Regions from separate parts of the Mus musculus genome. Here regions 2 and 3 are each linked to region 1. Evidence: chromatin loops called from intact Hi-C (ENCODE). Cell type or tissue: left cerebral cortex. All regions are shown on one strand.

Evidence for each region. Peaks named below come from ENCODE experiments on the same cell type or tissue, not always from the same donor. Only the 100,000 strongest peaks of a DNase experiment are listed, where the experiment ranks them.
Region 2: a loop joins it to region 1, with 6 times the contacts of the local background. A loop is called at or near these places in 4 of 42 quality-filtered maps.
Region 3: it touches region 1 in a loop (2.4-fold over the local background); 2 of 42 quality-filtered maps call a loop at or near these places.

Annotation. Positions count from the first base shown.
Region 1 is chr11:90,414,058-90,422,057 of GRCm38, reverse strand. No RefSeq gene overlaps it. Among named protein-coding and RNA genes, the nearest start is that of Hlf, 27 kb to the right of the region's middle. In left cerebral cortex, no CTCF peak of the experiment used is centred here; DNase peaks (open chromatin) are centred at 2,240, 3,962 and 4,860; H3K4me3 peaks cover 1,163 bases; H3K27ac peaks cover 2,377 bases.
Region 2 is chr11:90,366,240-90,374,239 of GRCm38, reverse strand. All of the region lies in intron 2 of Hlf (hepatic leukemia factor), which reads left to right. Among named protein-coding and RNA genes, the nearest start is that of Hlf, 21 kb to the left of the region's middle. In left cerebral cortex, no CTCF peak of the experiment used is centred here; DNase peaks (open chromatin) are centred at 2,384, 2,731 and 4,452; H3K4me3 peaks cover 252 bases; H3K27ac peaks cover 3,792 bases.
Region 3 is chr11:90,516,632-90,524,631 of GRCm38, reverse strand. All of the region lies in intron 16 of Stxbp4 (syntaxin binding protein 4), which reads left to right. It also overlaps the pseudogene Gm11511. Among named protein-coding and RNA genes, the nearest start is that of Gm34850, 48 kb to the right of the region's middle. In left cerebral cortex, no CTCF peak of the experiment used is centred here; DNase peaks (open chromatin) are centred at 3,360, 6,002 and 6,620.

The DNA of each region.
Region 1 (8,000 bases):
CAAAGATGAGATGGAGCGTCACCCAGTAATGAACAAGAAATACGTCTTTACTCTTTCAACCACTAGGATGTGTGTTTCTTTGTTACTGGGACTTACCCTGATCTGTCCTGACTTATGCACATCAGTAGCTTGACGTCTGAGAACAATGACAGCATAGCTAATGCATCACCAACGCAGGAAGCCATAGCTTACAGGGAATGCAAAAAGAATTTCCCCATTGGGCAAGAGCTGTCACTACATAAGCATAATCATAAAAACCTAGGTTTGAATCCCGATCACCCACATAAAAAGTCAAGTCTGGGGACTGGAGAGATGGCTCATTGTTTAAGAGCCTGGTTGCTCTTGCAGAGGACCAAGCTTTGATGCCCAGCACCCACATGGCAGCTAGCTATCATCTATAATTCCAGTTCCAGGGAGGTCTGACGCCCTCTTCTGGAGGTCTTTTGAAGTACTCTTTTGAAGGTACTGCATGTACATGGCACACCAACATACACAAAAGCAAAATATCCATACACAAAATTAAAGATAAATCAATCTCAAATTTTTGTTGCTGTTGTTGTTTTTGGTTTTTTGAGACAGGGTTTCTCTGTATAGCCCTGGCTGACCTGGAACTCACTTTGTAGACCAGGCTGGCCTCAAACTCAGAAATCTGCCTGCCTCTGCCTCCCAAGTGCTGGGATTAAAAGTGTGCGCCACCACGCCTGGTCAATCTTAATTTTTTAAAGCCAAGTGTAGCCATAATTCTAACACTTAAGGTATCAATGGTGAGGTGGGGACAGGAGGATCTCTGGGGCTTGCTGGCTGCCAGCCTAGCTCCAGGTTCAGTGAGAGATCTTGCCTCAAGGGGATAAGGCAGAGAGTAATAGAGCAGGACACCCAGTGTTCTCCGGTGACTACTGTGTGGGAGTGCACACTCATGCATATACATACTCATAAACACACACATACACACAGAGAGAGGGAGAGACAGACAGACAGACAGACAGAGGTTGTGGTTTATTTGGGCTTGAAGGAACACAGTCCATCATGAAAGGAAAATAGTGGTGGCAAGAGCATGGGGTGGCCAGTCACACAGTGTCCCCAGCCAGGAAACAAAGATGAATGCGGACATTCAGATCACTACCTCTCCCTCTCCCTGTCTCTCTCTCCACCTCCTACCCCACTTCCCTCTCCCTGTCCTCCTTCCCTTCTCCCTTTCCTCTTCCCCCTCCCCTCCCCCTTCCTCCCCTCCCCTCCCTCCCTTGTCCCTTTCTCCTCTACCCCCTCCCCTTTCCCCTTTCTATTCAGTCTAGAATTCCAGCCTATGGAACAATACAGAAAACATTGGTGGTGATGGGAGGGGTGTGTCTCATCTCCTCAATAAAACTTCTCTGGAAACACCCTTGAAGACACACCCATAGGTGTATCTCCTAGGTGATTCCAAATCCAGTTAGATGATAACGAAGATGGACTATCAAAACCACTTTCTCTGCAAGGCTTGATCTTGGTGAGAGACCAATTGCTGGAGAATCCCGTCCCAGACTCACAAATCCTTACACACACATGCCTGATTATCAAACGGACAGCTTTCCAGATCATCCACATAAATCCACATGTGTGTTGACAGCTCAGAAAGCAAGGCTTGCAATAGAGAATAACACCATGGATAAGAAAGACTTTTGAAAGAAAGAAAAGAAAAAACATACAAAGAAAAGGGGCTGAGTCTCTAGCCGTCGGGTCACACTTAGGATGCCCTCAGTGTACTATGGTCTTGGAGTTGCCTTCAGGACCCACACCCACTGACTGTCTTCTTCAGCCAGTCTCTGCCTGTGCTCTGAACATATGCCACACGGCAGTCGCTTCTACAGTGGCTCTTAGCCGCTTGCTGTCTACAATCCTTTACTGTTTGCCAAGAGCTATCTACTTGACTGTACTCCCTTTGAGTTTGGGGACTTGGTCATGGATGTCTTTTGGGCTTCTTGTTTGTCTCCTTGTTTGTTTTGTCCCGATCTTTTATTTTCCAAAAGTGTTTGTCCTTCTACATATAGTAGGTACTGGCTGCTTACTGTACGGGTAGATCAAGGAAACCGCATCTCTACCGTGGTGTCTGCAGACTTCCTTTTTTTAGAATTCTGTCAAATCAGCAATGCTGATTTCTCCTGTCTGTGGTGGTGCTTTCAGTAGCAGAGGAGTTCTTCTGTTCTGATGCTAAACTGGAGAAGCGTACAGCAAATACGCTGGCTGCCAATGTGCAGAAGGACACACGTTGTCCTTCAGTTCATCCCACCGCTCCTGGAATAGCAGTAGTAGTGTGAGGGACACAGCGGCCGTCTGCCCACCTCTCCTATCTTTGGTCTGTCTTCTCTCCGTCTCCCAAAGTTCAGGGGCTAGTACATTAATCCAAATGAATCAGAACAGGTCCTACTCATGTGTCCTGCGGAGGGTTCAGACGTGCACATTAGCCATAGCTCAAGCCAATGAGTACGGGGAAGGCTTGATGCCTCTGGAAAGAAACAGTGCAGAAAATGTGTCATGGCTGGAGCCGCTGAAAGCTCTGGCTGATGGGTAACAGGAACCCTAACTACCCTGCACTGCTTTGCTGATAACTCAAACTACCCAGGATGGCTGTTTTACTATGTGTTTTAGTTCTGCAGCTTCCTCATCAGAGGTCTTGCTTGGTCTATTTTCTGTTCTTTGCAGACAACCCCAGCCAGTACAGAGTAACCACAAAACTTAAAATCCTCTTTACTAACGACTCAGCAGAGTCATTGGGAGAGTGAATGCTAATAGCAGGTGGGAAACAGCTTTATTATGCAAATATATATCTCTGGGAATCCCTGGGTAATGCCCCTCCCCACAACCCCACCCCATAGGCCCAACTTGGGAGGCTCTCAAAGGTGTTGAGACACTCAGGTAGTTTAACTCAGGAGCTCAAAACTTCGCGTGCAGATTATCAGAATGCTTTATAGCCATTCAGACCCGAGCTGAGAGGAGCTGGCAATGAAGCAGATATTGTTAAGGAGATGAAAATGGTTCACATAAAACCCCAAAACTGCGCACCCAATACAGTTAAACTGTTCAGGTTCTTTAAATGCTAAAAGCAAGCTAGTCCTATAAGGTACAAAATTTAAGTTACTCCAGCACTGGTAGTCACTAAACCTCTGTTCTCAGCCTCCCAAATCTTTTCTCTACCTTTCTAGAGTTAGTGGGTTCTGGGAGGGGTGTTGAGGAGTTCATGTGGGTGTAATCTTTCATACAAGTGCTAACATTTTATACACTGTTTATAGTTGTTGGGTTTTTTTTTTTTAGTCGCATAATGAAAAAACAACGGTCGCTTAATGGAGCCAGGAGTGGTGGTCTATAATCTGAGCACTCAGGAGGTTGAGGCAGAATTGCCACTAATTTGAGGCCATGTGTTGTGCTACAGTGTCAAACTGCTGCCCGCCTACTCCCTAAAAAGGATTAAAAGCACATAAATATATCTTGAGGATTTTCCTGCCTGGATGTCTACAGAGCTATTTCCCAGTTATTGCTCTTTCCAAGTGTGGTCCAACCATCTTCCTCGTTTCCATGAACTGAGCTCGTTGATGTGACGCTGTCTCAGGCATTTAGGTTATTTTACCCCCTTGCCTTGGCTGCGGCGTTATGATGCTTCTAGGGGGGCCTCAATTCCCAGGATAAATTCCGAGTTACAGATTTCCAAGGGCTGTTGAAACTCCTAAAAGTCCTTGAAGTCTGAAGAGCTGAATCTGACGCTGCAAACTTCAGATCCACGTTGACCAAAGCAGCACCCGCGCACCCCGCGATCTGCACCCGCTCCTCCTGCAGTGCAGCCCCTGGGCTGTGCAGCCCTGTCCCGGACGCCCGGGCACGTGCGATTCCACGTGAGCCTCCCGCCCGGAGCGCAGGAGCCCAGTACGCATGCGCCTCCCGCCACTGAAAGTAGGTCAGGCTCCTCCTCTCACGTGACCCGCTCCCCTTAGCTACCCTCGGCGCCTCCCCGCCTGGGCGCAGCCGAGATGCGCTCGGCAGTCAACGTGATGGGGCCGGGAGCGGGCGGGCGCGGGCAGGGGCGGGCCAGCCGCGGGAGGATTTGTAGGTTATCCTCCCTTCAGAGCTCTTGATCGGGAGTCGGGCGGGCAGAAGCGAACGCCGGGCGATGTGACTAGGAGCAGAGCTTGAAATTGGAGTGGGGAGGAAAGTGGCCTGGGAACGCATGTCACAGGCAGGCTGACTCCACTGGTCTCCATCTACAACACCGTTTGCAAGGAAAGAGCAAACCTGGGTCACCCTGAAGTGAAAACAGTTTCAAGGACCCTTTTGCAATCCTTTGCCCCAGTACCTGAGGGCAACTCCTATGTTCGGGTAAACAAAGTTTGAAAGAAAATACAAAGGAGGTTAATGGAATTTTGCAGGAATGTCTCACAGTCCCCCTTTCTAATCTTCCACCCACTAACCTCAGAAAACTCCCATTCCAAAGCACACTTTCCCCTTTCTATAGGAGGTTGTGGAAGAAGTGGGGTGATGGGCAGAAAGGGTTGTGACAGGGGTGGATATGGGCTGTGAACCCAGTTCTTAGACAGCTGAAGCCAAATGGTACGCATTCGAAGTAATTGCTTCCTGTGCCCCCTCTCTGATTTATTATTATTATTTTATGTTTTACGTATTCACTTTGCATCCTGCTCACTGCTCTCCTCCCAGTCAACCCCCTCCTCCCTCGCCTTCTCCCTCTGACTTTGAACTTGTTGCATGCTACCTCTGTCTCAATGAGTGCGATCCAGAAGAGAGACTGACAGGCCAAATCAATGGGTTACCATGCAGCAGGCTATATAAATCTCTTGACTGAGGTGTGCCCAGGAGTTATGTAAGTAGGGGAAGAGGGGCGTCCAAGTGCAGGGGTGGGTACCCTGAGTTCTGAAGGCTTAAGTGGGAGTGAGCTGGCAGAGACGCTAGGCAGAGGGGGTGGGAAAGTGTTCCAAACAAAGAGAACTACTAATGGTTGCATAATATTTCCCTGGGGAGTTTTTACTAGAATTGTCTTAGCCATGCGCATGGCTGAAATGTATATTCTTTTTGTGATTGTGATTCTAAGCTGGCTATAAAAGAATGTCCGTGGCCATGGTGTTTCTCTCCTTGGTCTTAGGAAACTCCTGTGAGTCAGATTGCCATGAAAAATACATGCAACTTTCTTGTGACCTTTTCAGAACTGAGGATGGAACCTGGTACTTATACTAAGTAAACAAGGAGTAGACCATTAAGCTACCTCCTCGGCCCTATGTATAGCCCTGGCTGTCCTGGAACTCACTTTGTAGACCAGGCTGGCCTTGAATTCAGAAATCTGCCTGCCTCTGCCTCCCAAGTGCTGGGACTAAAGGCGTGCGCCACCACCGCCCGGCTATTTTTTTTTTTTGATAGATACTATCAAATATTTTCTTAAGTAGTACCAAAATAGCAAATATTGAGTATTACTGTTAACTCTTACACATTAGCATTAAATTATTGTAAGATATAAGATAGCATTCAAGTGGTAACTTGCCAGTTATTTATTAAAAATCCACTAGAGCTAGTGAGGTTTATAAGAATGCCATAAATCACAATGCAGGCATTTCTAAGTTCTGTGAGCTACCGCAAGGCTAATCAGGCTTAAGTTTGGAAAATGAAAAAAATGTCTGATCAGTTCATTTAATCCATACTGGGAATTATGACTGGGGGGCTGGAAAGGGGGTGCAAGTAGAATGAACTCCTTGTTGTGAATCAAGAATAACAGAGATGACAGATTCCCCCCAAGTCACAACAAGTGACAAGATGTGTTAGCGCTCTATTGCTGTGACAAATTTTTGCAGAGAATCAACTTAAAAGGAAAAATTTCTATTTGTGGCTTGCCATCTCCAAAGTTTCAGATGCATGGTCACTTGGACTTGCTGGCATGTGGCAAGAGAGTACCTTAAGCCAGGCAGTGGTAGCACACGCCTTTAATCCCAGCACTCGGGAAGCAGAGGCAGGCGAATTTCTGAGTTCGAGGTCAGCCTGGTCTACAGAGTGAGTTCCAGGACAGCCAGGGTTACATAGAGAATCCCTGTCCCAGAAAACAAAAGCAAACAAACAAAAAATAGTACCTTAAGGTTAGGGGTGCCCGAGGGGGATACTGTTCTCCTCACACAGCTGGTTAGGGTTAGGACCTAAGTTTGGAAAGCAAAAGGAAGAAATACGATTTCCCAGAGCCCTTCAAGGACACACAACCAAGACCTGACTCCTTTCTAGTCCATGGTAATAGCACCTCAGGCTGTCAATCAAACCTTTAGCACAGGAACACTCAGAGAACACTCCAGATTTGTTTTAACTTTTCACTACAAATGTTAGGGATGCTACAGTGGACCCCGAGGCATCTAGGCAATGTACTAGAAGAAGGCTGGGCAGGCATCTGATAATCTCCAAACCCAGGCATGCCTGCCATGTCCCTGGACAAAGAGAAAATATTATGGCATTCAAAGAACATTTGGAGCACACACCTTTAGTCCCAGTAGAGGAGGCAGAGGCAAGCTGATCTTGACGAGTTCAAAGACAACCTGATCTACAGAGTGGATTCTGGGACAGCCAGTGCTACATAGAGACCTTTGTGACAGAAGATAACAATGCCACTGAAGGAGCCACATGCCGTTGAATGTGTGATTTCTGCCTGCAACATCCTGCACTATTAAGGAAAATGGGAGTAGCTTCAGGCTGTGGTCCACATTATGGACATTTTCCTAACGTCAGTTCTACATCTTGTTTATCCATCCATCCTGTGCTTTCAGAGTGGGTAGGGAGATCTACCTCCCCTCAGACTCAGGGGTTGCCGTGGACAACCTGAGTCAGTATGGCAGGGTAGTGCCTATCACTCTATTTCTTTCTAGGTTTTTTTTTCTTTAATTATTTTTATTTTTTATTGTCATAAAAATAAAATCGACCCTTGACATAAAATTCATCAGTTATAGGAAATGTTAAGTTTTACAGTGCATTCCCCATTGCATAGGGTTCTAAGACAGCTCTCTGGAGATTACCTATCTCATTTACCTAAAACTCCATGTTCATTGGTTACCAGCTCCGGTCAGATTCTATACCGTTGTAGATGCTTTGTAGATGTGGAGCCGGGAAGTTGGCGCCTTTCTGAGAGTAACTCATTTCATTGAGTGTGACGTCCTCAACTCATCTGTGTCCTCTCACATGGAAGATTTTCCTTCTTGTTACATGTTACTGAGTTATCCTACCAGATGCTCAGACCACATCTTTCCTATCCCTTTATCTGTCGGTGGACCATTAAGTTGTCTCCACAGTTCCCATCTCTCCTCACACATCATTGTTCTCCATATGAGGATTTGGAAGGAATGCAGCAACAGCTCTTAGAAAAGGCTGGCTTGACGCATACAGTAGTGTCCAGTGAATTTCTGCTCATGTTGCTGCTGCTTCGTTTACAATGGCTGGCTAAGGCAGCAACGTTCCGGGGCTTCCTTTAGCCCTGTACTTTGTCTGTGACTGAGGCCAGCCAAAGAAGCATGGATAGTCCTTTATGCCATTTTCCTGCTCTGGTGGGGAGGACAGCCCAGCCACTGACCTAATAAGCAGGGGTGGAGAAGGCCACTCCTCCATCAGACTACACTCACAGATGGTTGAGTCAAACACATACTATTTATTGTTTCCATCTGTAGGATATTTTTGTTGTTGTTATTTATTACCCACAAAGTCACCCTGATGCCGTGCCCTGGTCTACATGTCAACTGAATAATAATACTGGCTTTTTCTTTCTGAGCATGAACATGATAAAGTTTCCCTCCATGCAGATGAAGGCTATGTACAGCGTACCCATATTTTCCTGGGGGCAGTTAGAACAAAGTGCTCTGAAGCCATTGAAACTCTCCAGATTCATGGGTTTCCTCCTTCCTCAACCACAGATGAGCAGCAAGGACTTCTGAGAGACTCTCCCAGAGCAGCCAAGCTGTAAGGAGGAACTACCTAGAAGAAAGAGAGATCAATTAGCCAAGCCT
Region 2 (8,000 bases), 48 kb after region 1:
GTGCAGTGATTCTCAACCCTCCAATGCTGTGATCTTCCAATACAGTTCCCCGTGTTGTAGTGGCCTTCAATCATACAACTATCTTTGTTGCTGCTTTATAACTGTAACATTTGCTACGGTTATGAATTGCAATGTAAATAGCTGCATTTCCATGCTCTTCTGGGGGTTCACCAACCATAGGTTGAGAGCCACTGTTGTAGAGAATTCACTCATACTAAGCATAATAGTGGTTCTTAGAAGTTAGTCTGTTCCTAAGAGGGTTGAATGATGGGATGGCATTACCAAAAGATGTCTTCTTTTATTCTCCATCAGCCCTTCCATCTTGACTACAGGCAGCTTAAAAATGAGTTGGGCATATCTTAGTGGCCAGAAACCGTGGCAATCAGGATGAAATCACTATCAAAGCAGAAATAACAAGCTTTGATAAAGCCATCCAGGGAAACACAGTCCTGAGAGCGTCCACACACTCGTCTGGACCCTTATGCCACCAAATTAGACTGGGTTTGAAATGAGAGCTCTTGCCGGAAGCCGTGAAATGTTGATCCCATTCTAAGCCCCGGGCTTCTCATCTAGACATGGTGGCCTGCTCACAGATCGCCATGAGGGTTGCTGGGGCTGTGTCTACTTAGGACTTGCAACTGTCATTTTAAGTCAGAGTCAGAGTCTGTTGTTTAAATGAGACTCTCGACCATGCATTTGTGGTTCCTTGCTTTGGAGTATCCGCTGCAGGCTGCTAAGGCTGAGTCTTCACAACTTCCCCAGTACTTGCTTGGGTACAATGAAGAGATGGCATGTGTACTTTTCCGGTGTGACTAGTTCACAAGTATCCTCTCATGCTAGCTACTTGTCTTAGTTAGGGTTTTATTGCTGTGAAGAGACAACATGACCACGGCAACTCTAATAAAGGACAGCGTTTAATTGGGGCTGGCTTACAGCGTCAGAGGCCTAGTCCATTATCATCATGGCAAGAAGCATGGCGGCAGTGTCCAGGCAGACAGGGTGCAGGAGAAGGAGATGAGAATTCTCCATCTTGATCCAAAGGCAGCAGAAAGGGACTGTGTGCATGTGTGTAGCTTGAGCATATATAACCTCAATACCCACCTCCACAGTGACCCACTTCCTCCAGCAAGGCCATACCTCCTAATAGCGCCAGTCCCCATGGGCCAAGCATTCAAACACAGGAGCCTGTGAGGCCCAAACCTATTCAAACCACCACAGCACCTCTCTGGGTTTTGCTTCTACGTCTATAAAATGAGAACAATGTCTGTTGTCCTCGTGGATGTGTCACAGATGTTAGATAGTCAGTTAAAAAGTGGACCCAACAAAACTCAATGCAAAGTTCAAATTGGGTTGGCTTTATTATTGCCACGGGATCTGAAACAGCAACAGGGGAAACATGTGACAAAACCACTTCAAAGGTAGCCTTAGCCATGAAGAACGAAGAACTTGGAATCAGCCAATCTAGGCTTGGCAGGGACTGTGGCAGGATGAGGGTGTGTGTTTTTGGACAGGTGACCGCTATACTCAAGGTCCCCACTGTTGTTGTCTGTGAAATGAAGGTACTGGTTGTAGCTTTATGACTCTGTGTGTTAAGACTCCTAGGAACTTTTAACACTATTTTTTTCAAACATGGGGCTAGAAAAAAAAATCCTTGTTTTAAAGCCTCCTGGAGTCATGGTGCCGAGGAGGTGGACTGAGAAGCTGACCACTTGCCATTCAGAAGAGATTATGGTGGTTAAAACGAAAGCGTCAGTGCCAGGCGTTTGACACCATTTGAGGTAGGCAGACAATTAAAACGGGTTGAAAGCAACGATTCTTGATTCTGCATATGAGAACCACTGGTTCCTTCAACATTCCAGAGCGACTCCGAACCCCACTTATCTGTCTGGAATTACTGCTCCGAGGGTTGGCTATGTGAGCAGTGGTTTGTCAGCCAGACAGCATACAAGGCAGGGGTGTGTGTGTGTGAAACACCTCCAAGGCCACAGCTACCTCTTTTGACGGCAAGTTTTTCCATCTGGGCTTTAGCTCCTTGGTGTGTCTGAATGCCGGCTTCTGGGACTGCTCATGATGTAAGTTTCAGCTCATAGTCTAGAATGTCATCCTGAAAGATGATGAGGCTCAGACCTGATCCATGGAAAGAGTTCTGGGACTAATTAGTAATGTCTGCCATGCTTAGGTGTGGTAGGACCAGTGTCACATAAGTGCTGTCCCTTCAAGGCATGTTGGAAGCTCCTTTAGGGATGGATATGTACCCTCCACCAGGCAGCAGATCAAGGATTGGGGCCAGTCTTGTTTCCGGTGTCCTGGAAAAATGTTTTTCCAGCCCTCTGGCAGGTTCTGTTTTATTCTCTTGGGGGAAGGCTCATTCTAGTTAAGTGAGCAGACAGAATGGAAGAAAGGAAGTCTGTTGATCCTGCTCCACAGTCACAAGACAGGAGCTGCAAGATCAAGAAAGCTGGGAATTCTACATGTAATTCCACAGAAACTCCAATGACGACCAGGCAAGGTGCCCCCTGGCCCAGCAGAGGCAACCACAAACCACAGACCTTGCCGGGCTGTGGCCAGAGGTCGTGACTCCAAATTCCCTGGACACAAGTTCCTTGGTAGGCGTCCAGGGATGGCTCTGGAGACTTTGCCAGTCTGTTTAAAATTGGGGCTGCCTCTCAGTTATCCGTGCCGAGGAGCAGAGCATCTGAGGTCTGTTTCTCTCCAGCTCTGGAATGCGATTTATGCTTTTGTACTGTTGATCTGCTTTCTCCAGTGATGTTGAGCGGTTCAGATTTAAAAAAAAAAAAAGTGGAGGGGGTGAGGAGTGCTTTTTGCAGCTCTTAATGTGTTTTTCATAGCCAGCCAAATGTCTCAGAGCCATCTTCCTTTAAGCCTGTGAATGGGTACCAATAGGATGTCTACACCTGTGTTCTATTGTGCTTTTACTACGTGCTCCGTGGGCTCCTGGTCGCTGTGTCACAAGGGGTGGATTCGGAAGTGTGCTGGGCAGTGTTGGGAGAAGGGGCCAGAGGCCACACACTGTCTATGAAGAACCACGAAAAGAATCCGTGAAGGACCTCACCCACCCACGGAGTAACCCCTGACTTCCTTTGTTCCTTCTGCTTCCTGTGTTTTCCAGTGGCTGCACTTGAGCTTTGCATACAATTAACTTTCAATTACCCCGAGGCTGATTAGTCCGTTTGCAGATTAACCCAGGTGAAGGCTCACCTGGGTCTTCGAGGTGCTCTTCAACTCAGTCGATCTTGCTGATTAATTAGTTGGTTATGGCTGATTGCCTGCTCAGGGAACCTGAAGCCCTGGGACTGGGCTACTCAGAAGAGGGGAGGCTGATGGAGGGACAGCTTTGTCTGAGTGTGTTGACTCTCTTTAGCCAGAGGATTTTCACAGACAGTCATAGAAAGCTCCAAATTCTCTAGCCACAGCCCGAGAGGTTCAGACGTACCCTGGGGTCCCGCTGCCGATCGCTTGCTCGCTCGCTCGCTCCACCTTTTGTTTCAACCAACACACTTTGCAAATTGGGGGATTTAAGTTGACCGCAGGGTGCTGTGAAATTTGAAAGGCATTGCAATTAAAAATCTAATCTGTTGAAATTAGTAGACCCAGTGTACAGCAAAGGGGGCTGCTGTCCCCCCTCCCTCCTCAGTCTGTTAACTCCCTCCAAACGTGTAGACTGACAGCCCCCCCCCCCCAACACCAAGCACTCGATCCCGTCTGAGGTCTGTAGAGGTCAAAGCCATGGTGATAACTGGGGGGGGGGGGGTGCTGTCTGCAAAGAAAGGTAGGTTCCAGAAAATTCTAGTCTTCCAAAGATGATTGTTTAGAATGTTCGTGATGTAGATCTCGTTGTTGTTCTCCCTCGCAGAAGCTGACCACCTTTGCCTGAGTCTCCCTTGGGTGAAAGAGCAGAGAGATATTTACTGGCCATACCATACACAAGGTCAGAATAAATTCTGTAACCTGCAGTCAATCTTTCACCATGTTTGGGACCAGTTCAGTTTGGGCAACAGATAACTCCAGTCTTATGGATAAACTTCGAGAAAGTGTCCATTGAGGAATTGGGTGTGGGGATCACGGTGGGGGGGTGGGCACATGAACACCATATTTCATGGGGTTCTGTAGGTGACCCCCTTACTGCTTCAGTAACACTCTCTGGAGTCCCCGACGTGTCTTTCCCTCTGGGTTCTCATTTCAACATTCCCAGACCTTCATGTCATGGCTTAGTTAGCATCGCCGCCTCTTGCTAGCCAGGGCCCTGAGTTTCTCTGGTCCTTCGTGTTTTCCCAGGGCAGTCAGTGTGTATGTACAGTCTAGAGATCACATTCTATTAACACAAAGAAATCTGCTTGGGCTGCCTGGTTTTGCAGTCACGTGGAGAGCAATGTGTTTCTTTGGTCCGCCAGCCTGCAGCTCTCTGTGCAAAATACAGCAGAGGGCTGGGCACTGGGCCAAGCTTACATTTCACTTAGGAACACACTTTCGAATCACTCCTTGGCAGAACATCCCCGGTGGTGTCTATTTGGGGAGTAAGTTAGAGAAGTGTTGTTTTTCTCTCATGAGTGTCAGGAGATAGGACCTTCAGAACATGTTTTCCTTTCCCTGCCCTCGCATCTTCAGGGTGCCCAGATAGCAGTGGGATCCAGGAAAAGGCAGCAACAGCCGCAGAAAGCCCCCTTTTGTCCCGAGCTGCCCTGCAAAAGCAGGGAGCACAGCCCTGGGCTGCCAGGGATAGAGAAACTTAAGGCCAGGGTAATAACATCAAAAGCAAATTTCTGCATCTCAGGGGCAAAGGAGCTACTCTCCCAGATAAAGCAACATTGTTGTCCAAATCTTTCTTTCCAAAAGATCTGAGACTTTCCTAAGGTTGGGCCTCAGCCAGCCAGGGAAGGAAGTTACTCCAGCGAGCCTTTGGAATGGCAAATGCTAGAAAAATAAACAAACAGACCTCTTCCATTCCCTTCTCTCTCCCTTGTCTATTTTTATAGCCCCCTCCCTCAACGCCCCCCACCGCTCTAACCCCGGTGTTCTTTAGCCCTCTGCAGCACCCTGCCTGCTCCTTCCAGACCGCTCCCTTCCCCACCTCCATCTTCTCCAGAACCACGTTCACTAGTCGGCCTTCTGTAAAACAAAATGCCTAACTTCAAAATGAGGGCTCAGGAGACAGGAAGTCTAATTCAATCTCCCCCTGTTGCCTCCTCTTGTTCTCTTCTTGTAAAGTCACTTGAAGCCTACCATGAGGTTGAACAATGAGGTTGCTTTGGGAATTTCGAACCTCCTTGAGAAAGATCAGAATAGTTAAAGAAACATTTGCTGGCGTAGTCAGGACTTCTCTTTTCCTAATGAGCTAGACCCCTCTCGTGAAAAGAAACTTTGTACTTATCAACATCCCTCTGTCCCATAATCAAGCTTTGCTCTCATTCTAGTATTTGACATTTGGGAAGGCTGGGCTTTCCGTCAATACTGTGTGGCCAAGCGGCAACTGATGGGGGCATAGAGACCCTTCTCCGGCTGCTGCCTCCTGGACCAAATAGACACTGGGACCCCACCCCACCCCCTTGGAGAGGATGCCTAGACCCTCAGAGCCAGGCTGCAGCTTCCTACCGGTCAGCTCCTGCTGAAACCTTTCCTTACTTTGTAGAATGCAGGTGACAGGGACCCATCCACCGCCTGGAAACCTGTTGGTAATTTGCTTTAAAAATAATGCCAGGTTCTCACACTGGCTGCTGGGTGCGCTAACTCAGCAGGGAGGGAAGAGAGCGTTACTTCACAGGATAGCACCATAGGGAGGTTAGGTAAGGTTACCAGAGAGATGAAGTCACCTTGCACCTTCCAAGAGATCTGCAAGTCTTGAGGAATAGCTAGCGGGAGTGCAGAGCCACACCCCCTTCCCTTTCTATATCCCACTGGGATAGTTTGAAGTCCTGTTTTCTTTTTGGAGGAGGCTGGCGATTAAGCACACAGCACCATACATCGCAAGCATACACGTTGCCACTGTGAGCTCCAACTGCAAAACCATCACTTTTTAAATTTTATTTTATTTTATTTTTTTGGTGGAGGACTGGAGGTTGGGGGTTGGGGGTGGGAGCTTGGCAAAGTCTCTGAAGGAATGAATAAGTCGGTCACCTTCATCAACATCAGGTGTCGATTTTCCACTGTGACTGTGTGGATTCATTTCTCAGTGTCTTAGGCATGGTGAATGAATACCTGGCTAGTTATTGTTTGACACCTAGGGAAAGACTCTGGACTTCTACCCCCCACTTAAGGAGTGTTTTCTGTATGTAATTTCATTTTACAAATAACAGCGTATATCTTTGTAACATTAGGACAATTATTATTCAAGACTATGCCTAGACTAAGAGAATCAGTCTTCAAGGTTGTAAGACCTGATTGTTGAGCCTTTCCTCTCATCGGTTGGGAAACTAAGCTCACGGGATTTTTGCCTTTTGCATAAGGAAGGATTTTTGGAAGTTGATCCAGGTTCCCACAGCTCTGGACACTTCCTAAGGAGACACTGTCAATTCTTTGTCACTAAGACTCCCTCACTTGTTTTCCACCAGAATAAGTAGCCAGGAAACATTAGTTGAATGAATGAATGATGTATCAAAGATTCGACTTTGTCAGAATGACTTTAAAAAGATGCTTGGGCTGGCAGGATTTCTTTTCTGACGTAGTGGGTACAGCTTAGCCAGTGGGTCTTGGAGGAGGCCAAGTGTAGCCTCCCCCAGCTGATGCCGTGACAGGCTCTAGGATTCTTCGCTCGCAGCACTTCACAGGTTGCTTTTCTTACGTGTCATTTTCATGTGATTGGTTGTATAAACGAGCAAGAATGAAGAGACCTTTCAGAGTAGAGGATTTAGATGCTTTCAAAGCCACTTGGCAAAGTGCTTTTGTATCAGAAGCATAAGAACTCAGTACCCCCTAATATCCATATAAAAAGCTGGTGCAATCATACATGCTTGCACACACACACACACACCATCAAGTTACATTTCTTTGATTAATAGATGAAGGTAAGCATGTCTCTACAGACATGTTAGTTGCAGCTTCTTTGTGTGTGAGATTTGACTGTTTACAAACTGGTGAGTCTCCCCACACCAGTCACCAGTTGCCACTGAACCAGAATCGCTGAAGAGAACACATCACAATCAGACCAGGCACTACTGCAGCGTTGCCCTAGGTAAGAGAGCTACCTGCATCTTCCCAGTGCCCTACACTCTATCTATCCATTCTGAGCCTGCCATCCCATCCCGTGCATGCATGCCAGAGTTGTTAGTCTTTCCCATACGCACCATGCCTCAGTTTCTCTGTGTGTTAAAGAGAGGAATAGCCCTCTTACTTCTAGCTAGAAGTGAATCATAACATTATCCAATCGATATTGCAGACCCGTGTGAACCAAACTACAGGCCCAGCCTTAAGAACTTTAGTTTTTATATATATTTAAAAAAACATATTTCATTTTGAAGACCAAACTGTGATGACTCCACCTCTATTTTCCTGAGTTTTAATCTATCCTATACCGGCCCTTCCATTTTATCAATAAACAAGCCTGGTTTTAGCCAAATTTGTGGAAGTCTACATGCCCTTTGTTTATACTGTGTGAAAGGGCAAGAGGCGGATTGGCCTGGAATTCTTCTGTGTTTCACTCTGGGATGCAGAAAGACTCTTGTCTTGAGCCATATGTAGAGATGCTCTTCTCAGTGAGCCAGAGGAGCGGATATGTAAAGAAGCAGAGCCAACTTCACAGAAGGGCCCAGTGCAGACTCGAGACACAAGAGCAGCTTTTGCCCAAGTGTCCTTAGGATGGCAGTGGAAGGACCAGTGGGCATGATGACTACACTGGATAATAGCTGGTCATCATTGTGCTCCGAAGCCAGCGGACAGAGCTTTCCTTCCCCCGAGGCATCCCCCCACCGCCTGGGAAAGCCTTACTCTGGCAAGAAACTCTGATCTGAATGTTGCCCTTCTATCAGGCAGCAGGAAGAAAAGCAACA
Region 3 (8,000 bases), 100 kb before region 1:
CTGTAGACACTAGTATGAACGTGGCTAACAGACTTTCACTCAAACTGATTTCAGACAGAACGGGACTGTCTGAAAAAGCAGATTGCTCCTTAGATCACAGAAGCCATCATAGGTTCTGTGGGGATAGCAGTAGACAGAGAGGAGTCACTCTTCCATCATTTTTTCTCAATCTAATTTTAATCACAATGGCTCAAGTACCAGACAGAAATGTTTATTTCCCAAGATCTGAAAAAAGTCTCCATTCAAACTGAAGGCATTCTGTTGAGATAATAGATTAGGTGTTCTTCAGAATTTATATGAGGACAAAGAACTAACAGTTCATCTAAACAGGGTGGCCACTATACTAAAATGTTTTCAGTAACACCTTTCATAATTGATTAATATAATAAAACAGTTCAATTTAGATCCAAAAGTCCAGACCTTGCTTTCAGAACAATATTAATACTATATTACACATATTATCTTCAAAACTAGTGTCATTGATATAGAAGTTTTGCTAAGTTTTATAATTTATAATTTAACTGCTACTTTCATTTCAATACAGCCTCTTTAGCTACCCTGTGAGATAGGTACTATTTCCTATAGAAGGTATGAGTTAAGAACTCTTGCTGAGCAAGTATAAGGAACTGAGTTCAAATCCCTAGCCCCCACCAAAAAAAAAAAAAAAAAAAAAAAACATGCCTGTAATTCTTGTAATGCTGGGATTTTCTGGGAGTTGCTATCTTACAGCCTAACTTAGGGCTTAGTAAGAAACCCCTGTCTCAAGGCAGCAAGACAGATAATGGTAGAGCAAGATATCGTATTTCTTTCTCTGGGCTCTGCACATAGGCACGTGTGCTTGCACTTGTGTGCATACCACACACACATGCACACATACATATACACACATGCACACACAAACACGATAAAAGTAATAAAAGATTAAGACAATTTACTTCAGTCACAAACTTAGAAAGGACAGTGTTTTAAGTCTCTAGCTTAGGTCCTTTGAGTGTGACTAAGGCACGGTTAAGCCATTCTGTCACAATGGAATTGGCCATTGTTTTTGTTTTTAGAACTGTATTAAATCATATAGCCTTACAATCAATGCAGCTGAGAGCTGGAAAGTCTGAGCCATCTCAGTAGTCTCACTTTATGACTCCAAAGAAGGAATATCATCTTCATGGGGTCATCTCAAGGATTAAGGGGCTTGGTGTGAAAGTGTCCTCCGAAATGCCAAGCACTCCACAAGGCTGCATTGGAGGGAGGTTTGTGTTTTTTTTTTTTTCATTAAAATCACTGACCAAAATACAGTTTGTCTAATTTTTATGACTTTGATATGAATACACAGGACGCAGCAATAGGTGACTCTGCTCCTGAAGGTGCAGCGGTGCTCGGTCAGGTACAGGTCTCTAACACAGTGACAACAGTGACCGTCTCAGACAGAATTAGAAGATTGTGTCTTGTCTTCCTTAGAAACGTCTGAGCTTTTCCTTAAGAGAAATCATTTATTACCTCTGCAATGTAAAGTATCTCTTTAGTGTAAAAGGGGCTTACAAACAGCATAGAGATCTCACTGCAAGACGTAAGCAATGCCTTGGAGCCACGTATGCAATAGTTCTAGAGCAATGGTTCTCACCCTGTGCATTGCAACCCCCTTTCACAGTGGTTGCCTGCGACTACTGGAAAACACAGGTTTACATTACGATTCCTAACAGTAGAAACATGACAGTTATCAAGTACCAATTAAATGACTTTATGGTTGGGGGTCACCACAACATGAGAAACTGTATTAAAGAGTCACAGCAAGTACATCTTACTTGTTTAAATAAGACTTGGTAAAAGAACAAAGTCACCTGTCTTACATTTATCCATCCCTGACTGGATGCGAGGCACCATTTTTTGGGACTTTGTGATTGCAGTCTGTCTATGGAAGATTCTTTCATCTTCCAGCGTAATAGACCTGCCAGAACTTAAGGAGGGCCTCGGGGGAAGACTCCTGGGCAGGCCTTTGGATGTGAGCAAAGGTAACAGAAATGACAGACAAGATGATAGAAATGGAGGTGAGAATAGAAGCCACGGCGAAGCAACAAGAGCAGACATGGACCAGCCCGTATCCAGATAAGAGCAGACATGGACCAGCCCGTACACAGTTCCCAAAGCAGATCAGTTGCTAGCTGTTGCTTGCCAGGCTGTCACAGTCAGGAAGGTCTCCTTACCCTGCTGCTCTGGTGACACACCTGAAGACACATCACAGACTCCAGGAAAGTCCGGAGCTGCTTTAAACTTTTATTAAATGAGTTTGTTCTCATTTTTAGAGACTAGAAAGGAGCAGATGCAATAAAATCTAAGAAGTTAACTCCACAGTATAGAATTACAGTCTCAGCAAAAGAAGAGACAGTAGTGCACAAATCGAGGGAAACTTGACAAAGTTCTTTGATGAACTTACATGTTTAAACAAATGCACAAAAGATGGGCAGACAGACAACTTAGATTAATATTAAAATGTGGCCTAAATACTATAGCCAGGCCTAACTTAATTATTGACACACTAAACGTAGTTAAAAATAAGCATATTTAAAATAATAACAAAGCAAGTAAATTCTGATGTGATGTAGCATAAAGAGAAAAATTCTTAAATCATGTGTTGGACAGACTCTGTGGGTGGCTCCCATGGTTGTGTTTCCTATGTTAATGGTCTGGTATCATCCCCTCCCGTGGAACATGTTCAGGATGTGTTGTCTGCTTGTAGCCAGTAAAATGCCTTCCTGGCGACAGGACATACCTGATTACATTGCACAGGACTTTAGTGTCTGTTTTACACTGGGCTTTCTTACTCCTGGAAGGGTTCAAAGAATTCAACTGCTTTGTTGGGAGACTCACAGGGCAAGGATCTGAGGACAGCCTGGCTGAAGCCTTCAACCTTCCCTAGCCACACCACAGATAAGCCCTCACTCATGCCCCCCACACAGTGGGAGCCTTATGACATCTTACACAGAGGACTCCCCTGAAGCACTGCCAGGCTCCCTCCCTGCAGAACGTGGGGGGCTCTGTGGGTATTGTTTACAGTAGCTGCTGTGTGTAATGACTGATGACACCCCGAAAGAAAACTGCACTCCGCGTCTTCTGACTCCTGGGTGAGGAGATGACCGTTCTAAGAGCAAATGCAGACTTCCTTGGGAATTCAAAATTGTCTTCTATGGAATGAGAGAAATTATATTCTTAAGGCTTTGAATCAAATTTCAAACTCACAAGTTACAAACACCCTCTGTGTTCCTCTCTGTGTAACCGAGGGAGGTGTGAGAGGAGGAGAGTAGGCTCTCCGGGTTTAATTAAGACCACAGCCTCCAGAAGCAGACAGCCGCTGCTGTGTGAGAAATGCTGTCATGAATCGTCCCCAGAGACACAGCCTTCCACCTCACCATGTGACAGTGTCTCAGTCAGCTCAGTCCTCCAGCACCTGTCACGGCACTTGACACATGCCTGATGCTCAGTGATTGGTGAATGAACTCCTTAGGGAGTCATCTCACCCAGAGCCGGTAAAAGTCACCTTTCCCTGCACGGACACACCCTTCTTACCACCTGGGGGGAAAGGGCGACTCTTTGTATACAAGGAAACAGACAACTCCACTGTGCACATACAGAAAGGACTGATGTGCTCTTATAAAGGAAAAGCCCTAATATGAAAGTGAGTCATTACCCGGTCCTCTTTATTTCTTCTTGGTCTGCAGAGCTGTCTGTCGCTTTATCTGAGCTTTTGCTGCAGAGCTCGAAGGTGCCACCAGCCTGTCAGGTTCCCAAATGATACTGGCAGGATGGATGAAGGTGCAAACCTTTTATAATCTGACAGTAATTCAAATGCCCTTATCTTGTATTCCTTTTGTCCTCAGCGTCCTTCTCTGAAAACCCCCCACTGGAAGCAGCATTTTAGCATTATTCATTTGTGTTTGGCCCCCATGAGTGCCTGAGCTTTATACCTCATTATTAGCAGGTTGTGAAGTTTTAACAAATACCCTCTTTCATTATTCCTAATTGCTTTCTTGGACATTGTGCATTTCAAATTTTCAAACATACTAAGCATCCATTAGCTACCATTTCTTGATACCTTACTCTGGACAAGGCACCTGTGGTTGTCGTCATAACAGATGCAAGGGTAAAATGAGCTATATGCTTCTGTCCCTTGGGGAGCTAGCCATGTATGGACAGAATCAAAGTATGTATGAAAACAATACAGCTATAGCGTAGAAGAGACACTGAAGAGTCTCAGGTGTTCATGGATTGGAAAGGAGAGAAATAACATCTGTCTCCCGTAAATGCTATCTCAAGTTACCACAAACTTGGTGTCTTCAAACAATACAGATATATTCCCATACAGTTCTAAAAGCCTGTAGTTCAAAATGGGTCTCTCTAGGCTAAAATTGAGATTCAGGGAAGCTTCCTGCTCTTCTGGAAGTTCCTGGGGATTTCTTGTTTGATTGGTTTGGGTTTTTGATTTTTCCTCTTCTAGACTCTCTAGCTACTTACACTGCCTTTCCATCTTCACAGCCAGCTGGTCAAGTGCGGCTTTTTACACAGCACTTCTTCATTCCAGTGCTGGACCTTCTGCTGCTGGCCCCCAGTTGTAAGACTCTTCGCCATCACATTGAGCAAATGCAGACCTTCTAGTTTCAGGTCAAATGACCATCCTTCGTATATAATATGACAGAGCCTAGGTTCTGTGGACCAGGGAGGGAACAGCTTCAGAGGCATCGTTGTACTTATCCTGGGAACAGAAGGAAGGTTCATGGAGAGGAGTAGATGGTCCTTGAAGGACGAATCGAATGGAGGTTCATGAAGGCAGAAAACAGGAATTGCTGTGTAAAAGAAAGGAGTGACATAAAGTAACAGGATAAAATGTAAGGTTAGAAACAAGGAAGAAATTTTTTAAAATTAGTTTGCTTACAATTTGATTCAGCAAATTATCTTTTAGGTTTGATGACCTTAAAAAAAAAAAAAAGGCCCTGTGCCTGTGTTGCAACCACTCAATTCTTCCATTGTAGCAGGAAAGCAGTCATTGGTAATAAGAAATTGATAAGGTGTGTTCCAATAAAACTTCATTTAAAAAAAAATGGGTGATGGGCCAGATTTGGTCCTAGACTATCATTTTTCAAGCCTTCGTCTTCAGCACAAATAATAAAAGGAAGTAATTGAAAATAAGTTAGGAGTTGGCTGTGAACCTTTGTAAACACCTGGCAAAGTGTTATGAAGGCTTTTTGCTTAGTAGACAGTGAGGAGCTACTGGCGCTTTTGAGCAAAGAACGGGTGTAATTAGAGCTATGCTTTGGGAAGTTCTGTCTGCGCAGGAGTAGGCTGTTGATTGACTCTTACTAGGTTCTTCATCCGGTGCCTTAACAGCTAGTTGATATGCTTGTCACCCCGACTGTATCTCCTAGCCATAGTCATCTTTCTGTAGTCCTTCAGACATGCTAAGCCCACTCTTATACCAAACCTGTGGCCGTGGCCCTCCACCTGCCCATAATGAAATCCCCTTCTTCCACAAAGCTTCTGCCTCCATTCCATTCCCTCATCCCATGCCACCTTTTGATCACCATCATGACTGTCAGTCCCTCGCTTTTTCTAACAGGACTTGCTTGCCACCCAATGCTTCATCTTCCCATTAGAACCACTTTATCACCAGGAGGGATGCAGACTGGACCTTAGCCATCATCGGTGAGGACTAGGGAGTAAATACATCAGCAGCGTCTCGGGAGTGCTCGTGCCAGAGCGCATAACAACTGAAAGAGAAGCTGGATCCATGGAGGTTTCCAAACTCTTATCAATCAAGGATGTCAGCAAATAAAAAGACATTTTTCAGGAAGAAGGAGCCCAAGTAGGTGAAACACTGAGGAGTTGGTAGATGTGTAGTGAGGGTTGGGAGCAGGCTCAGGCTGTGGAGCTCTGGATGAGAGAAGAGGTGTGTGTCTGTGATAGCTGAAGCCCTGACACCCAGAGAACGGATGTGACAGAAGGAGAAGTCCTCAGAGACAGCTCAGAAGAGACAGTAGAGGATCCAGATGGGAGCACTCAAGCTGGCAGAATTAAATGAAGAGCTGATTACTGGGTAGGGGATACTAAAAAGGAGAGAATTCCTGAGGAACGATTATCAGTGCTAAATGCTGAGATCCAGGAGACCACATGAGAAAGGCTGGACCGCGAGCGTAAGCATCTTGACCTATCTGTCAGAGCCCAGTTCCTGTAGATGGCGAAGGGCAGCAATACGCTTCACCAGTGCTGTTTCCAATGTCAGTTCAATCTCCTGTGATTCATAAGGCATTTCGGTATCTGCTGGAAACTCATTTATAAATATCAGCTGTGTAACCGTGATGTAAAAGTTAGCAAGATCAAGGAAGACGTTATAGAAGGCTGCATATTGAAAGGCTGCGTTCCAGATGCTTCCACACATACGGTTCAAAAAGGGACAAACGCATTATTACACTACATGTGTACGTGTCAAAATATACCACATGTCATAAGTATATAAACTCAAAAATAAAAAAGCTTTATAAGGGTCACCTGAACCTACACTGTTATCTATAGCATATGCTAAAAGCTACTAGATTTTAACAAACTCGTGCCCAGGTCCAAATTCCTGGGACTCTGGAGAGCTGTGCTCTGAGAGCTGTCAACAAGTTGACATTCTCTGCATTCACACTCTCTTCTAAATTGAGAATTGCTAAGATAAGAAGGAAAAGCTTAGGCCAGCAATATTTTTACTCTGTCTCCTGCTGACATATGAGTGGTGTTAGACTTTTTGTTGAAAGACTACAGAATAGAATAAACCATTAGAAACACTTGGGCCTGGACCACCACCAAGAGGGAGTTATGGTTTGAAATCTTTGGCCCTTGATTTCTACTTTTCAAAACACTTTTACAGGTCTTGTTGTTGTTGTTGTTGTTGTTGATGATGATGTTGTATTTTAAAGGTATAGTGGTTAATAACTCAAGACCCATATGGCTAATGTTCAAATCCCACATCTGGCTGTTAGGAGTTACATGACCCGAATGAGTTCTCTGATTTGTCTCTGCCTCTCTCCCATAAAGTGGGGAAGCTTTTCTGTTCCAATACCCACCATGCAAGCAGAGTTGCCAGGCCAGGGAGTCAATTTGATGAGTAAAAGTGCCCGCTGGACAAATCTGACTCAGAGTTGAGGTCCACAGAGCCCATGGACGAACTAGACAGGACAATGGTTCTGTGATCCTAGCACTCTTACAGTGAGATGGGATGCGAAATAAGAGAATCTTCTAGAAACTTGCAGGCAACTGATCCCAGTGTAAAAACTATAGCAGCACGGCGTGAGAGCTGCGCATTCAGTCCTACAAACCTACATGCGTCAAGCCCACCCGCATCGTCTTCTACTGAGACGGCGTCCCCAAGGGCCAGTTCTGGCAGTTTTTCCATCATGAGCTCCTGGCCATCAGAGAGGCCTGCATAAAGCTGGAGAAGGACTCTCAGCCAGGGATCACGTTCATCGTGGTGCAAAAGCAGCACCACACACACCTCTTCTACACAGACAAAAACGAGCGGGTTGGAAAGAGTGGAAACATTCCAGCAGGCACAGGAATATCACCCACCCCACTGAGCTTGACTTCTACCTGTGTAGTCATGCTGCACCCAGGGGACAAGCCATCCTTCCCACTAGCTGTGTCACACCTACCCGTGCTGCACACGCTCTGTGTCAATATCTGCACCAGCCTACTATGCTCACTTGGTGGCCTTCCGAGCCAGGTACCACCTGGTGGATAAAGAACATGATGAAGCAACGGACGAGATCACCAAGCGCTGGCCAAGGCGGTCCAGGCCCACCGGGACACACTGCGCACCATGTACTTTGCTTGACCTGTTGTATTGTTTAGCAATTGTGTACCAAGTTGGATTCACACGAGACCAGCTACACTCAGGCCAACAGATGCCCAGCCCTTCTGTGACAACCAGCATCGAACATGAGACGTCTTTGGTTTTATTAGATCCTTCGTTTTCCAGG